2 separate regions of the Homo sapiens genome follow, and region 2 is linked to region 1. Evidence: chromatin contacts called from ENCODE Hi-C data. All regions are on one chromosome and are shown on one strand. Each heading gives the region's core, a stretch centred on a gene start or an enhancer-like site at or near the end of the contact. The rest is flanking DNA. Distances are from core to core; before and after follow the strand shown.

What was found. Hi-C counts contacts between places; a loop is a spot of excess contacts on that map. Pooled maps may share reads with other maps.
Region 2: a loop to region 1 is called in a map with no recorded cell type, with 16 times the contacts of the local background. The contact joins the enhancer-like site here to the promoter of WWOX in region 1. A Hi-C loop is called at or near these places in 1 of 37 single-sample maps with no recorded cell type and 2 of 50 pooled maps.

The regions. Positions count from the first base shown.
Region 1 is chr16:78,098,404-78,106,104 of GRCh38, reverse strand. WWOX (WW domain containing oxidoreductase) reads right to left here and starts at 6,451. Exons shown (of 9, transcript NM_016373.4): 1 at 6,220-6,451. The coding sequence starts at 6,326. RefSeq lists an enhancer at 5,718-6,217.
Region 2 is chr16:81,711,477-81,719,345 of GRCh38, reverse strand. CMIP (c-Maf inducing protein) reads right to left here. Exons shown (of 21, transcript NM_198390.3): 21 at 7,584-7,869. Among named protein-coding and RNA genes, the nearest start is that of PLCG2, 64 kb to the left of the region's middle. RefSeq lists enhancers at 68-362, 442-491, 1,359-1,558, 1,579-1,658, 5,080-5,760 and 2 more and a silencer at 1,983-2,206. Within about 2 kb of position 3,850, at least 5 of the 41 ENCODE cell types and tissues checked have a DNase peak (open chromatin) inside an H3K27ac peak, as active enhancers do.

The sequences.
Region 1 (7,701 bases), core at 5,202-7,701:
AGTGGCGGGGTACGGTGGCTCACGCCTGTAATCCCAGCACTTTGGGAGGCCGAGGCGGGAGGATCGCTAGAGCCCAGGAGATCGAGACCAGCCTAGGCAACATGGCAAAACCCCATCTCTACTAAAAATACAAAAATTAGACAGACATGGTGGCACATGCCTGTAATCCCAGCTACTTGAGTGGCTGAGGCATGAGAATTTCCTGAACCTGGGAGGTGGAGGTTGCAGTGAGCCAAAATCACGCCACTGCAGTCCAGCCTGGGCGAAAAAGCAAGACTCAACCTAAAAATAAAAAATAAAAAAATCCACAAAATGACCCTTAACAGTGGAAGCTGAGCCTTGTTGGCAGGCAGGCTGGCATAGAAAGAGCCTCCCAGCCCTTAGAAGGTGAAGCTGGGCCCTCAGACATGTAGCCTCATGCCTGGCCCACAGCAGGCGCACAAATGTAAACAAACAGAATGAATACTTTCCAAAGGAACTACAAAACTCACTCAGAACAGTTTTTATTTATTCAGAAAGACATTTAAAAAACAAAACAAACTCTGTCAACCTACGTTCTTGACTTTCACAGAACATGCCTGAATCAGGGTTTCTTATTCTCACTGCTGGTGGCACTTGGGGCTGGATCATTCTTTTTTTTTTTTTTGAGACAGAGTCTCACTCTGTCACCCAGGCTGCAGTACAGTGGTGCAATCTCAGCTCACTGCAACCTCTGCCTCCCAGGTTCAAGCAATTCTCCCGCCTCAGCCTGAGTAGCTAGGATTACAGGCACCTGCCACCATGCCGGGATAATTTTTGTATTTTTAGTAGAGATGGGGTTTCACCATGTTGGCCAGGCAGGTCTCGAACTCCTGACCTCAACTGATCCACCTGCCTCGGCCTCCCAAAGTGCTGGGATTACAGGCGTGAACCACTGCACCCGGCCTGCATCATTCTTTGTTGCGGGGCTGCCTTGGGCACCACTGGCCTCTGCCCATCAGATGCCAATACCCCAGTCCCATAGCTGTGGCAACAGAAAGCATCTCCAGACATTGCCAGCCGTCCCCTGCAGGACACAACCATCCCTGGGGAAGAATCCGGAACCAGCTGAAGCAGAGAGAGTAATTTGGTCGTGAAGATTCTGAAGCCCAACTGCCAAGGTTTTCTGGGTCTCCCATTTGCCAGCCACTCTGCCCTTGAAGAAGTCATTTAATCCCATGCCTCAGTTTCCTCAACAGTTTAGATGGGGACAATAACAGCACTTACTTCTTGGGGTTATAGAGAACCGAGTGAGTTAACACGGGAAGAACTAAGAACTGTACCTTTCAATAGAAGACTTTTTTTTAATAAATATAAAAATTAATTAAAAGATGTTCTTTTTAATTATAACCTTAAATGACTTTTTAATGAAGAGAAAATTAGAACACATGTCCCCTAAGCATTCTCCTATTCTCCTTTAAATAGAAGCCGTCTTTGATTTTTTATTCTTTCAACGAGCTTGTCATTTAAAAAGATAATTAAGAGTAATCTAAACTTAAACCAAAGGATTCAAATTTAAGTGAACATCATATTATGTGAATACCACACTTCCACGTATGGGGTGTTTTCTGTTAATTTTTTTTTAGACAAGGTCTCATTCTGTGGCCCAGGCTAGAGTACAGTGATGCAATCATAGCCCACTGCAGCCTCGAGCTCCTGGGCTCAGGCGATCCTCCCACCTTGGCCTCCCACCATGGCCAGCCTATGGGTGTGTGTGTGTGTGTGTATGTGCGTGCATGCGTGCGTGCGTGCGTGTGTTTTTTGAGCACAGTGTAAGTTAGCAGGGAGATCTAGAGTTGACAGTGAGGACAGCCAGTGTGTGTGTGTGTGTGTGTGTGTGTGTGTGTGTGTGTGTTTTGAGCACAGTGTAAGTTAGCAGGGAGATCTAGACTTCACGGTGAGGACAGCCAGCCCTGTGGACACAGGCACCATTGAGGCCTCTGACTGCCAAAAGGCCTGAGCTTCATAAGAGGCACGGGGAAGGGCAAACAAGGACGGCTCTGACACTGAGACCTTGTCCCTCACTTCCCATCTCCCATGAAGGGGCTGCTCTGAGACTGTGAGGGGAGAGGGGTAGAAGAAAGGCCCACCAGCTCTCTTGGGTTCCCGGTCTACCTCGACCTCACCCCTGGGAGCCCACCCTGGTGGGCTTTGGAGTGCTAGGACATGTGTGCCTTTGAGGCACACAAGTGAACCGTGAGGCAGGTGGGAAAGCAGGAGAGGCCGACAGCACCCACACAAGACCGGGTTCCACCAGACCCCGAGGTCTCAGTGGGAGCTACAGCCTCTATCCCTGGCCATGGCCCTGCTACAGTAGGAGAAACAATATGGAAAAGAAATGACTCAAAGAGCAGCCTCCTAGAAAGAACAACCACAAAGTTTCCCAAACCCCAAGAGAAAAACAAGTGTCACTTCCAGAGTCAGGAATGAAAAGGGGTTGGAGCCAGCGCAAAAATTAAAACTGAAAAGAAAAGAAGGGCCAGGATGCTCACAGATCAGGAGAGATCAAGGGAATGTCGGGTTAGGATGGATCAGAGGCATCCTAAGCTAACACCCAAAGAATTTCAGCCTTTCAACCCTGATCCAGAGAACTGAGGGCCAGCAGGGACGGACACAAGGTCCAGAGAGTGAGCCCTCCAGCTGAGAGCCAGCCAAGCCCTGGCATCTCAGCTGGTGTATACAATAAATAGCTAATGCACGGGGGGCTGAACAACTAGGTGATGGGTTGACAAGTGCAGCAAGTCACCATGGCACAGGTTTACTTATGTAACAAACCTGCACATCCTGCACATGTATCCCGGAATTTAAAGTTAAATTAAATTAAAAAAAAAAAAAAAAAAAAAACAGCGGAGCCAGAGAGGCCAGCTTGAGATTTAAGACACTAGTCGGGAGGGCTGGAGGAAAGGCGTTTGGAAACCATGTATGCACCCGAGTCCCCTGGCCAGGGGCCACTCAGGAAGAAAGCAGATGGGAGAAAGGCCAGGCAGCAGGAAGGCAGGCGCAGGGGGCACGCAGGAGCAAGGGAGCCCCAGGGCCCTAGCGCCAGGCTCCAGGGCAAGCCTGCAGGGAAGCAGAAGCACCTCTGGGGCTGAGTGGCAAAGGAGGAGACGCCCCACAGAGCCAGAGGCAGAGGTGGGCTTAGGAAGCCGGAAGCGGGTCATGTGCATCTTTGTACTCTGGGGCCCAGTGCACCACCCACCCACCCACAGAAGCCTGCGGCTGACCCTCCCAAGGTGATTCATTTACTCATCCCACAGGGGCTCATCTTATGGCTTCTGGGTGCCAAGCACTGGGGACACTCAGATGAACAAGCTGCCCCATGACATCTGCAACCTGGGCAAGGGAGACAGGGCCAACAAGGAGGAGTACACAGCCAAGGCTAAGCACGAAGAAGCAGAGAAACAAGGTGACTAGTACAAGGTCGAGGGGACACCCACAGTTAAGAAGGTCTCTTGGGCAGTGACATGTAAGCTCAGCTCTGAAGGATGAGAAGGAGCCTTTCCCCAACAGATGTACAGGTGAGAGGAACAGCAAGTGCCCGCTCAGGAGCTTGCCTCCGTCCCTGCAAAGGCTACTGGAGCTCTGCTGCTGGAAATGTCCCTTTAATTCTCCAGAGCCAGAAATTCTTCCAGAATTCACAAGCTGAATGAATGCCACTCTCTGGCTCTGCCAACAGAGCCCAAGCTTCTCGGCAAGGCACAGAAATCCTTGAAATGGGTCCTCCCTTCCCTGCCTTAACCTTCACATTCCTGGACCCTCACAAAGATCACAGGCCCCTGGACAGGCCATGCAGGGGGTCTCTCCTCTCACTGTTCCCTCTACCTAGACTGCCCTCCTGCCCCACCCACCTCTACTTGAGCTCAAAACACCGCTCTGGGCTTGGCACAGTGCCTCAGGCCTGTGATTCCAGTGCTTCGGGAGGGAGGCTGGCTTGAGTTCAGGAGTTCAAACCAGCCTGGGCAACATGGTGAGACCCCATTTCTACAAAACATGTAATAATTAGCTGGGTGTGGAGGCACACACCTGTGGTCCCGGGTACTCAACAGGCTGATGCGGGAGGATCGCTTGAGCCCAGGAAGTGAAGGTTACTGTGAGGGTGCCACCATATTCCCTCACGACCCCCCCAACTACCTACACACACCTCATGCCAGACACACTACTTCCTGGTATACACACTGCGTGGGGACGCTCCTACACATGTCACTGTGCCCTAATAAGATTGGGTCCTAAGGATGACAACTGGCTCTTATTTGCCTCGGTATAACCAGTGCCAGCCAAAGGCCTGTCACATAATACCTGTGTGTGTCTTGAATGAACTCATCAGAACTTGGTTGTTTTTCCTCTACCTTGCCACCAAAGGCAGCAGTGGTTCACATCCTTGCATAGATTAGAATCACCTGGGAGGGAAGATTTTACAACCTACCAAGGGAGAGGGGAGGGGCCAAACCAATTAAATCAGAAATTCTGGGCTGACGCAGTGGCTCCTGTCTGTAATGCCAACACTTTGGGGGGCCGAGGTGGGCGGATCACTTGAGGCCAGGAGTTGGAGACCAGCCGGGCCAACAGCGCGAAATTAGCCAGGCCTGGTGGCGGGCGCCTGTAATCCCAGCTATTCGGGAGGCTGAGACACGAGAATCGCTTGAACTCGGCATGCAGAGGTTGCAGTGAACCGAGATCGCACCACGGCACTCCAGTTTGGGCGACGGAGCGAGACCCTGTCTTTAAAAAAAAAAAAAAAAAGGCCGGGAGCGGTAGCTCACGCCTGTAATCCCAGCACTTTGAGAGGCCGAGGCGGGAGGATCACGAGGTCAGGAGATCGAGACCATCCTGGCTAACACGGTGAAACCCCGTCTCTACTAAAAACACAAAAACTTAGCCGGGCGTGGTGGCGGGCGCCTGTAGTCCCAGCTACTCGGGAGGCTGAGGCAGGAGAATGGCGTGAACCCGGGAGGCGGAGGCTGCAGTGAGCCGAGATCGCGCCGCTGCACTCCAGCCTGGGCGACAGAGCAAGACTCCGTCTCAAAAGAAAAAAAAAAAAGAAAAACCCTCTGGAAGTGGGGCCCAGAAAAAGGCTCTTACAAAAAAAGTTTCCCAGATGCTGAAAATCAGATTTACATCCATGTTTCTCAAAACCAGGTGATATTCCACCTCACCTGGAAAGCTTAAAAAAAGAGACTCCCAAAGTTGAGAGTCGGCTACAGTAGGTTCTCTATGGAGACCCAAAACGTGTATTTAGGACATTTCCTAGGTGATTCTAAGGTGCCGATATAAGAGGCACTGTCGTATCTTAAGAGCAATCAAGGAACGACAGTTAAGGAACAGAGAGTACCTACTAGACACGGTGCTATGTGCTTTACGCACAGTGCCTGAACTGACCCTCGTATCAACCCATTTTACAGGTGAAAAAACCAAGATTAAACGTTATTTCAATGGCCCAAGGTCACACAGTTAAAGATGAAGGCTCTGCTGGGGTTTCCAAAACTTTCCCAGGAAATGATAGTGAAGCTATCTAGGACTGCTACTAAAAAATACTCCTGGCTAGGCGCAGTGGCTCACGCCTGTAATCTCAATTCTGGAGGCTGAGGCAGGTGGCCTGCTTGAGCCCAGTAGTTCGAGACCAGCCTGGGCAACATGGTGCGACCCTAGTCTCTACAAATACTTAAAAAATTAGTCGGGCATAGTAGTGCACGCTTGTAGTCCCAGCCACTCAAGAGGCTGAGATGAGAGGATTGTCTGAACCCAGTAGGTAGAGGCTACAGTGGGCTATGATGGCACCCCTGCACTCCAGCCTGGATGACTGAGCAATACCGGTCTGGACAAAACAAAACAAAACACAACAAAACTCCTATCCCTGCAACCCAGAGCCTGCAGGAGGGAGCTGAGCATGTGCGCTTTTTAAAACATCTTTATTTTTTGGCGGGGATGAGGCCGCTTTGCCCTCGCCGCGCCGCGCAGTGCTGCATCCTGAACAGCAGAGGGCGCGCCGGGAAGCCACCAGGTGACCCCCGCTGGACCCGAGGCCCACCAAGGGGGCCGGCCCCTACTGGGAACCCTGGACCCTTTTCCCTGAAGCTCCTTAACAGTTACTTTCACTTTGCACCGCACGCGCTGCGCTGGAGTGCGCGTCCTCCCCGCGCAGGTGGCGTCCGTGGGCTGTGCAGGGTCCCAGGTGCGTCCGCGGCCCCACTGCGGCCCCCTTACTTGGCGTAGTAAACCCAGCCGTCCTTGGTGGTTCTCTCCTCCCAGCCCGGAGGCAGCTCGTCCTCACTGTCCGTGTCGTCCAGCCCCGCGTAGCGCAGCGCTGCCATGGCTGACTGTGGAGGCACCTGGCCCCCCTATCGCCCGCTGCCGGGTCCACTCGCTCAGGAACTCACTCCCGCTCCAAACGAGACCCGCGCGCGTCGGGGCCCGACCGCTCACGCCTGCGCACTGCGCCCTCCAGGGGCCGCTCCGCCGACCACGAAGCTGAAATCCAGTCTCCGCAATATCGCGACGGCCGGCGTCAAAGGGGCAGGGCCTGGAGAGGAAGGCGGTGAAAGTGCCTAAGAGATCGCGCTGCCGCCGGGCTAGACAGCAAAGCCGGAGAGCGCTCCGAGGCGCTAGAGATAGAGCGGAGCCTTGTCAGCCTCCCCGCCGCAGGGAAGGGGCGTGCGCATCCAGTTTCGGGCCAGGACTCCGCCCGTTGCTGGGCGACCCGTAATCACTTCCGCGTTGTTCTGGCCAATCCTGCAGGAGCCCGGCAATTGGATATGGGAAATGTAGTCCAGGTGGCGCCTGACCAAAAAGCGGCGCCCGACTAAAAAGCGGCGCCCATGCTGTTGTCCTGGGCTTCTGTCTCTCCTTGCCTTGGGGTCTCGTGAAAGTCCGTGATCACAAACCTTCCAGGGCTTGCCAGCATTCGTGCTGATTCACAACCTTTGTTTTGCATATGAACACAATGTTAAAATATAACCTGGAGAACTTAAAACTGCTGATTCCTGATTTCCTGGTTTTAGAGAACTTTCTTTCAGCCAAAACACATAATAGAGACTGTGATAATAGAGACTGTTGTTTAATAGAGACTCATGATAATAGAGACTGATGATAATAGAGACTGATTGATAATAGAGACTGTTGATAATAGAGACTGATGTTTACGGAGCACTTAATGTGCGGTCCAGGCCAGAAATGCACAGACATCACATGTAGCTGACACCTTTGTGTAGTGGGCACAACTCAGACAGGGTAGCTAGGCCGGGCTCAGTGGCTCATGCCTGTAATCCAAACACATTAGGAGGCTGAGGCAGGAGGATCACTTGAGGCCAGGAGTTTGAGAACAGCCTGGGCAACATCGCAAGACCCCTGTCTTTACCAAAAATAATTATTTTTTTAGTTTGCCGGGCGTGGTAGTGCACATCGGTAGTCCCAGCTACTCATTGAGGCTGAAGGGGGAGGATCACTTGAGCCCAAGAAGTCGAGGCTGCAGTGAGCTATGATCGGGCCACTGCACTCCAGCATGGACGACAGAGAGAGCTGCTGTCTTTAAAAAACTGCCTCACCTTTAGAGAATTTCCTTTAGTAAGTCTGGAATAGGTCCAGAATCTGGAAAGAAAGGGAGGGAGGGAGGGAGGGAGGGAGGAAGGAAGGAAGGAAGGAAGGAAGGAAGGAAGGAAGGAAGGAAGGAAGGAAGGAAGGAAAATAAAA
Region 2 (7,869 bases), core at 2,601-5,100, 3.6 Mb before region 1:
CAAAGATTGCAGCTGTGATAAAGGATCTCAAGACAAAGTCATCCCGGATCATCCAGGTGAGCCCTGGTTTGCTTCCACTTTTTGGCTATTAAGTCCAGTGGCATGTGTCCTTATAAGAAGGGAGAGAACAGACAGGTGACGAGGCCATGCGAAGATGGAGGTGGAGGCTAGCGCTGTAGCCACAAGCTAAGGAGCACCCAGAGCCACCGGAAGCTGCAGGGGCAGGGCATGTGTCCTCCCCCGTGCTTTCAGAGGAAGCACAGCTCTGTCTACAACTTGATTTTAGGCTTCTCCAAACTGCTAGAGAACAAGTTTCTATTGTTTTAGGCCACCCAGTTTGCGATAAGTTGCTACAACTGATATATTCTGTAACTAAGTACTTAGTAACAAAGTATCCAAAAGAAGATGCCTTAAAATAAGAGATTCACCTTCATCCTCTCACAGTCTGGCAGCTGGAAATCGCAGTCTTGGTGTCTTTCTGAGGGCTGCGAAGGGGAAGCTGCCACGTCCTCCCTCCTGGCTTCTGGTGTTCACTGGCCATCTTTGGCTTGCAGCTGTACCACTCCAGGCTCTGTCTTCATCCTCATGTGGCCTCTTCCTGTCTCTGTCCTTTCACTCTGACTTCCCTCTATGCATATCTCTGTGTCCAAATTTCTCCTTCCAGCTGTGCATGATGGCTCACGCCTGTAATCCCAGCACTTTGGAAGGCCAAGGCAGGTGGATCACCTGAGGCCAGGAGTTCGAGACTGCCTGGCTAACATGGTGAAACCCCGTCTCTACTAAAAATACAAAAAAATAATTAGCCCGCCATGATGGTACACGCATGTAATTGCAGCTACTCGGGAGACTGAAGCAGGAGAATCACTTGAACCTGGGAGGCAGAGGTTGCAGTGAGCTGAGATCATGCCACTGCACTCCAGCCTGGGCGACAGAGCAAGACTCCAAAAAAATAAAAATAAAAATAAAAATAAATAAATAAATAAATTTCTCCTTCTCAAATGGGTATCAGTCATATTAAACTTGTGCTCACCCTAATGATCTCACTTTAATTTGATCACCTCTGTAAAAACCCTATTCCCAAATAAAGTCGCATTCTGAGGAACTGCAGTTTAGGACTTCAATGTCTCTTTTCTGGGGGATACAATTCAACCCTGACAACCGTACACCCCCAAGCCCATCACACTTCCCACTGGCCGTTCCCAGCCTATATCCGGCTCTGGTCTGTTGCCAAGTCTTTGCACACTCCCTTTTCCCCTCTGGTGACTCAGCAAACATTTTCATTCTTCATTCTCAACAATACCACCTCCTCCAGGAAGTCTCCCGTGATGCCCATAGGCCTGGGTTCACTGCCCACCATCTGTGCCTGCCTTAGTGTCCTGTCATGGCATTTGCCATGCAGTATGTGACTGACTCCTTGCCAGCATGCTTGGGTGCTGAGCCCCTGGAGGACAAGGGCCATGTCTCTTGCTGCTGTTTCTTCTTTCTCTAAACCACTTTATTGTGGTCTAATTAACACAGAGGAAGCCATGCATATTTAACGCTTACAACTTGATGATTACGGAGATGAGTATACAGCCGTGAAACCATGCTGAAACAGCCTTTGCAAAATTATAACAGGAAAAATGACGGCAGTGAAAGAAATCAGACCTAACCAAATCAATCTTGCTTCTAACCTTTAAGCTGTCCTTGCTCATTCCTGGGTGTAGGCCGAACTAACTTTAGGAAGGAATTCAGTTCATGGTTTGACTCTGAAACAAAATTGATAAGAGCCCTTTCCCAGAAAGACCCCCTTCTTGCCTGGGGACCAGACTGCCTTTGCAGGACTAACAAATTAGCTACAAGGTTAGAAATTACAGTTTAGGGCCAGGCACAGTGGCTCATGCCTGTAATCCCAGCACTTTGGGAGGTCGAGGCGGGCGGATCACCTGAGGTCAGGAAGGTCAGGAGTTCGAGATCAGCCTGGGCAACACGGTGAAACCCCGCCTTTACTAAAAATACAAAATTAGCCGGGCATGGTGGCACATGCCTTTAATCCCAGCTACTCGGGAGGCTGAGGCAGGAGAATCGCTTGAACCTGGGAGGTGGAGGATGTGGTGAGCCGAGATTGTGCCATTGCACTCCAGCCTGGGAAACAAGAGTAAATCTCCGTCTCACAAAAAAAAAAAAAAAAAAAAAATTTCAGTTTAGGGATCATGCAGCCTCTGGCTCCAAGAGTATGAACCTTCCCCAGATTGCTCCTGGGCATAACATCACTATCGTAAAACCTAAGATCAGTGCTTGAGATATGTTGCAGACCCTGCACTCATGGATCAGCTGACACCACCCAGACAGGTAATCTGGCTCAACCAGTTCTGCCATCCCACCCAGGGACAGAAAACAGCAAGAAAACCTCACTTCAACCCCCTGTGATTCCATCTCCAGCCCCACCAATCAGCCCTCCCCACTTCCCAAGCCCCCACTCGCCAAATTATCTTTAAAAACTCTGATTCCCAAATATTCAGGGAGACTGATTTGAATAAAAATGAAACTCTGGGCTCCCGCACAGCTGGCTCTGTGTAAATTACTCTTTCTCCATTGCATTTCCCCTGTCTTGATCAATTGGCCCTATCTTGATCAATTGGCCCTGTCTAGGCAGTGGGCGTGGTGAACCTGTTGGGTGGTTACATACAAGAAGCCGTACATATTTAACACATACAACTCGGTGAGTGTGGGGATGAGCATACACCCGTGAAACCATACTGAAACTGCCTTTGCAAAATTTTAACAGGAGAAATGATGGCAGTGAAAGAAATCAGACCTAACCGACTCTATCTTGCTTCTAACCTTTAAGTTGTCCTTGTTCATTCCTGAACGTAAGTCAAACTAACTTTGGGAAGGAATTCAGTTCATGGCTTGACTCTGAAACAAAATTGGTAACAGCCCTTTCCTGAAAAGACCTCCTTCTTGCCTGGGGACCAGACTGCCTTTGCAGGACTAACAAATTAGCTACAAGATTAGAAATTTCAGTTTAGGGGTCATGCAGCGTCTGGCTCCAAGAGTCTGAACCTCCCCAAATTGCTCCTGGGGATAACATCATAGTCTATGCCATAAACCTTTCCATCTCCTTCAAAAGTTTCCTCCCGCCCCAGTTATTTGTTATTACGATTGTGTGTGATAATAACATCTCCATGCTTAGCAAATCTTAAGTATATACTGTAATATTGTTAACTATGGTCATTATGCGTATGGTACTTCTCAAGGGTTTTTCCATCTTGCATACCTGAAACTTCGTTCCCTTTGACCAATACCTCCCCACTTCCCCCTCCCTTCAGCCCTTGGCAACCACCATTCCACTTTCTGTTTCTATGAGTTTGATTATTTTAGATTCCTCATAGAAGTGGTATTATGCAGTATCTGTCCTCCTGTGCCTGGTTTATTTCACTTAGCACACATGCCCTCCAGTTCCTCCACGATGCTGCAAAGAGCAGGATTCCCTTCTTTGTAAAGGCGTAAAGGACACCACTTTGGAATGGTGTTCCATTGTGTGTATATATCACATTTTCTTTATCCATTCATCTGCTGAGGGACAATTGGGCCGATTCTGTATCTTGACAGTTGTGGACAGTCCTGCAGTGAACATGACAGTGCAGATCTCTTCTCTAGATCCTGATTTCAATTCCTTTGGATATGTTCCCAGAAGTGCGATTGCTGGATCATATATGGTAGTTCTGTTTTTCATTTTTTGAGGAAGCTCCCTGCTGTTTTCCACAGTGGCTATCCACCAATTTCCATTCTCACCAACAACGTACCAGGGTTCCCCTGTTCTCCACACACTCACCAACCTTTGTTTTCTTTTGTTTTTGATGATGGCCACACCTCACAGGTGTCAGGTGGTATCTCATTGTGGTTTTCATTTGCATTTCCTTGACGATTAGTGACTTTTTTTTTTTTTTTTTTTAGACAGAATCTCGCTCTGTCACACAGGCTGGAGTGCAGTGGCGCGATCTCAGCTCACTGCAACCTCTGCCTCCCCGGTTCAAGCAATTCTCCTGGCTCAGCCTCCCGAGTAGCTGGTATTACAGGCGTTCACCATTACGCCGAGCTAATTTTTTGTATTTTTAGTAGAGGTGGTGTTTCACTATGTTGGCCAGGCTTGTCTTGAACTCCTGACCTTGTGATCTGCCTGCCTCGGCCTCCCAAAGTGTTGGGATTACTGGCATGAGCCACCGCGCCTGGCCCCTTTGCCCATGTTTATTTCTATCGAATTCTGACAGACCTTTGCCCATTTTTTAATTGGGTTATTTGGTTTTTTGTTATTGAGCTGTAGGTCTTTTGCTTCTTCTCACATGTTTTCTAGCACTCCCCCTGGACCTGTTGGAAGCAGGTCCTCAATAATGAATTGCTGAATGCATGAATGGATGAATGAATGAATGAGGCCAAGCCCTTTTCCAAGATTCTCTGATCTCTTTTTTCTTATTGTGCTCTGGGGGAGCTTCTAGCAAAGTCTAGCTAGCTTTAGAGCAGCCTGTCAGTCACAAATGACAGCTCAGCTCACCAGGTTCTCATGCTGCACAACTCTGGGGAGCGCCATTCACACTGCAGTGTAAGAGACCGGAAGACAGCGCGTTCTAAGGCAGGCGCTGTAAGTGGGGCAACGTGGAGATGTGCATTGCCAGGCAGCCCCAGAGCTGTTTGTAAGAATCCAATTGTTGCCCTCTTGGTTGAGCTTCACACTGCTCCCAATGACAGGATTTGCCTTAAATTTTCTGAATTAGGCCGGGCCCGGTGGCTCATGCCTGTAATCCCAGCACTTTGGGAGGCCGAGGCAGGCGGATCACCAGGTCAGGAGATCGAGACCATCCTGGCTAACACGGTGAAACCCCGTCTCTAATAAAAATACAAAAAATTAGCCGGGCGTGGTGGCGGCGCCTGTAGTCCCAGCTACTCGGGAGGCTGAGGCGGGAGAATGGCGTGAACCCGGGAGGTGGAGCTTGCAGTGAGCCGAGATCGCGCCACTGCCCTCCAGCCTGGGCGACAGAGCGAGACTCCGTCTCAAAAAAAAAAAAAAAAAAAAAAATTCTGAATTAATACCGCTGTCCCCAGCACGGGGTTAGATCTCTGTTGGACTCTCACTGGGCCCATTTGGGGCTGGCACCAACAGTTGCTGGTTTTACTTGGAGGTGGGGGATGGTCATTGAGGTAGGTCCTCGCAGAGACCCCTCAGAGAGAAGAGAATTCTGGAGAGAAGGAAAGAAGCGCTAGCTATGAAGGGTGGGCGGGGCTCCAGGCTAGGTAATTAGCAAGGGATGCAGAGGCACCCGGGAACCCAGGAACCAGTAACCAGTAACCAGGGGAGCTATCACCACCCCTGGGTTGAAGGGCGAGGGGAGTACGTGGTGTAACTCAGTGCAGCTGGGAGGAGGCACAGGCCAGGTGTGAGCATCGCAGAGGTGCAGGCAGGGTTAGGGACGCTGAGGCACCCAGGAACCAGCGAGGGGCAGTTCCCAGGCTAAGGCTGAAGGGGCGAGACAGGGAGCTGTGTTACCTCGAAAGCTGGAATCCTGGTGAGCAGCCCACGGAGGGAGGCAACTCCTGCCAGCAACGGGCACAGCGGCTGGGATGCCAGGGAAGACACCCCCTACTTCTTCCAGCGGGGAGCCTGCATTCTCCAGCTTCACCCAGTGGGCAGAGGAGCCCAGCTGCTGCGGGGCAGAGCAGGGAGGAAGGCTGAGAGTGGCCCCCGGCTACATCTTCCCCCAACCCTTGGAGCAATGAACACCTGTGGTGAGCCAGGCCCTACGCCGGTGGAGAAGGCAACATGGAGCAGGCTGAAGCGTCTGGCTCGCGCATGCACACGTCTATACCACTAGCTGGTCCTCTGGCCTGAGGATGGGAGCTCAGGCAGCCAAGGGCTCTTTGGACTGTTCATTTGATGTCCTTGGTGAGGCCTCTCACCCCCGCAGTCAAGAGCCCTCCTGTCCTTTTTCCATAGCGCCTGCTCTCCGTGTGACCTGAGGAAGGCGCCGCTGAGTGACTGACACTATTTTTTTTTTTTTTTTTTTGAGATGAAGTCTCACTCTGTCACCCAAGCTGGAGTGTAATGGCGAGATCTCGGGTCACTGCAACCTCCGCCTCCCAGGTTCAAGTGATTCTCATGTCTCAGCCTCCTCAGTAGCTGGGATTACAGGTGTGGGCCACTATACCCGGCTAATTTTTGTATTTTTAGTAGAGATAGGGTTTTACTACATTGGCCAGGCTGGTCTCGAACTCCTGACCTCAGGTGATGTACCCGCCTCGGGCTCCCAAAGTGCTGGGGTTACAGGCATGAGCCACCGCACCCAGCCTTCTCACCTGTCTTAAAAAGACCTGGCAGAGGCCTCTGGAAGGAGGCCACCAGGGCATAGAGAGAGGTGGGGCAGGTAGCAGAGGGAGCTGGATGGTGTGGGGACGGTGGGGGCTGGCAGGGGGCAACTCCAGACACAGAGTCTCTGGAGAGCTGGTTTCGGGCCGGGCCCATGGTGGAGAGGCAGAGGACTGGCTCGTGGACATCCTGGATTTCTGTCAGCATGTGGAGGCAGGACATGCCTGGGCTGAGGACAAGGATACCCCTGCTGAGCTGGGGGACCCTGAAGGGTGACTGGTTTAGGAAGAGGGGTGAAGATAAAGCATTTTTTCTTTACTTTTTTTTTTTTGAGACGGAGTCCTGCTCTGTCGCCAGGCTAGAGTGCAGAGGCGCAATCTCGGCTTGCTGCAACCTCTGCCTCCCGGGTTTAAGCGATTCTCCTGCCTCAGCCTCCCGAATAGCTGGGACTACAGGCACACGCCACCACGCCCAGCTAATTTTTGTATTTTTAGTAGAGACAGGGTTTCACCATGTTGGCCAGGATGGTCTCGATCTCTTGACCTTGTGATCCACCCGCCTCGGCCTCCCAAAGTATTGGGATTACAGGAGTGAGCCACCGTGCCTGGCCAAGATAAAGCATTTATTTTTGGACTTGTCAAGATTGCCTCTTGGAGACATCTAGGGGGAGGAGGCAGCTGAAGTGTGGGTCTAGGAACCTGGCATTGACCAGCAGCACAGCATCACCTGGAAACTCGTCAGGAATGCAGATTCCCAGGCACCACCTAGCGCTATGGCGTCAGTATCTGCGTTTTCACAAGACCCCCTAGGTGGATGGAAGGCACATTCCTTGGAGTAGCTCTGGGCTACAGCTTTCGTAAGGCCCTGCTGAACAGCAGCACTGACCTCAGTCTATGACACGGAGTCTCAGCTGGGGAGCGAACTATCCCCCCACGGGACACGTGGCAACATCTGGAGACACTCTGGTTGTCATAAATGGGGAAGGGGTGCTACTGCTGGGTAGAAGCCAAGGATGCTGTTCAATGTCTGGCAATGAACACAACAGCCCCCCTGCAACGAAGACAGCTCCGGCCCCAGTGGCCAACAGCAGCCAGGATGCTGAGCCCTGGTCCTCAGGAAGTGCGCACAGAAGGTGGCGAGGGCATCCCGGCACTGTCTTGAGCCTCAGATTTCCCGCCTGGGCTTCGCCCCCTCCTTGGACCTTCTCCCGCTGGGCGCCGAGAAACCACACAAAGGCCAGACATTGATGAGTCACTTACAGTTTATTTTTGCCTGAAAGTATTTCACATCTCTTTGTACACAGCTACGTGACAGTAGTATTAACCATCAGGAAAAGCAACAGTGCGAGGGGAAAGGTGGCATGTCTTGTTTCTTCTTTTTTTTTTTTCCTTTTTTATTTTTTTTATTTTTATTTATTTTTTTATTTTTATTTTTTTTGCTTCTGCTTCTTCCCGCACCAGAGTGCTGTGAAGTATGGGACCGGAGGGGGGAAAGAAAAGAAAACCAAACAACTAAAAACAACAACAAAA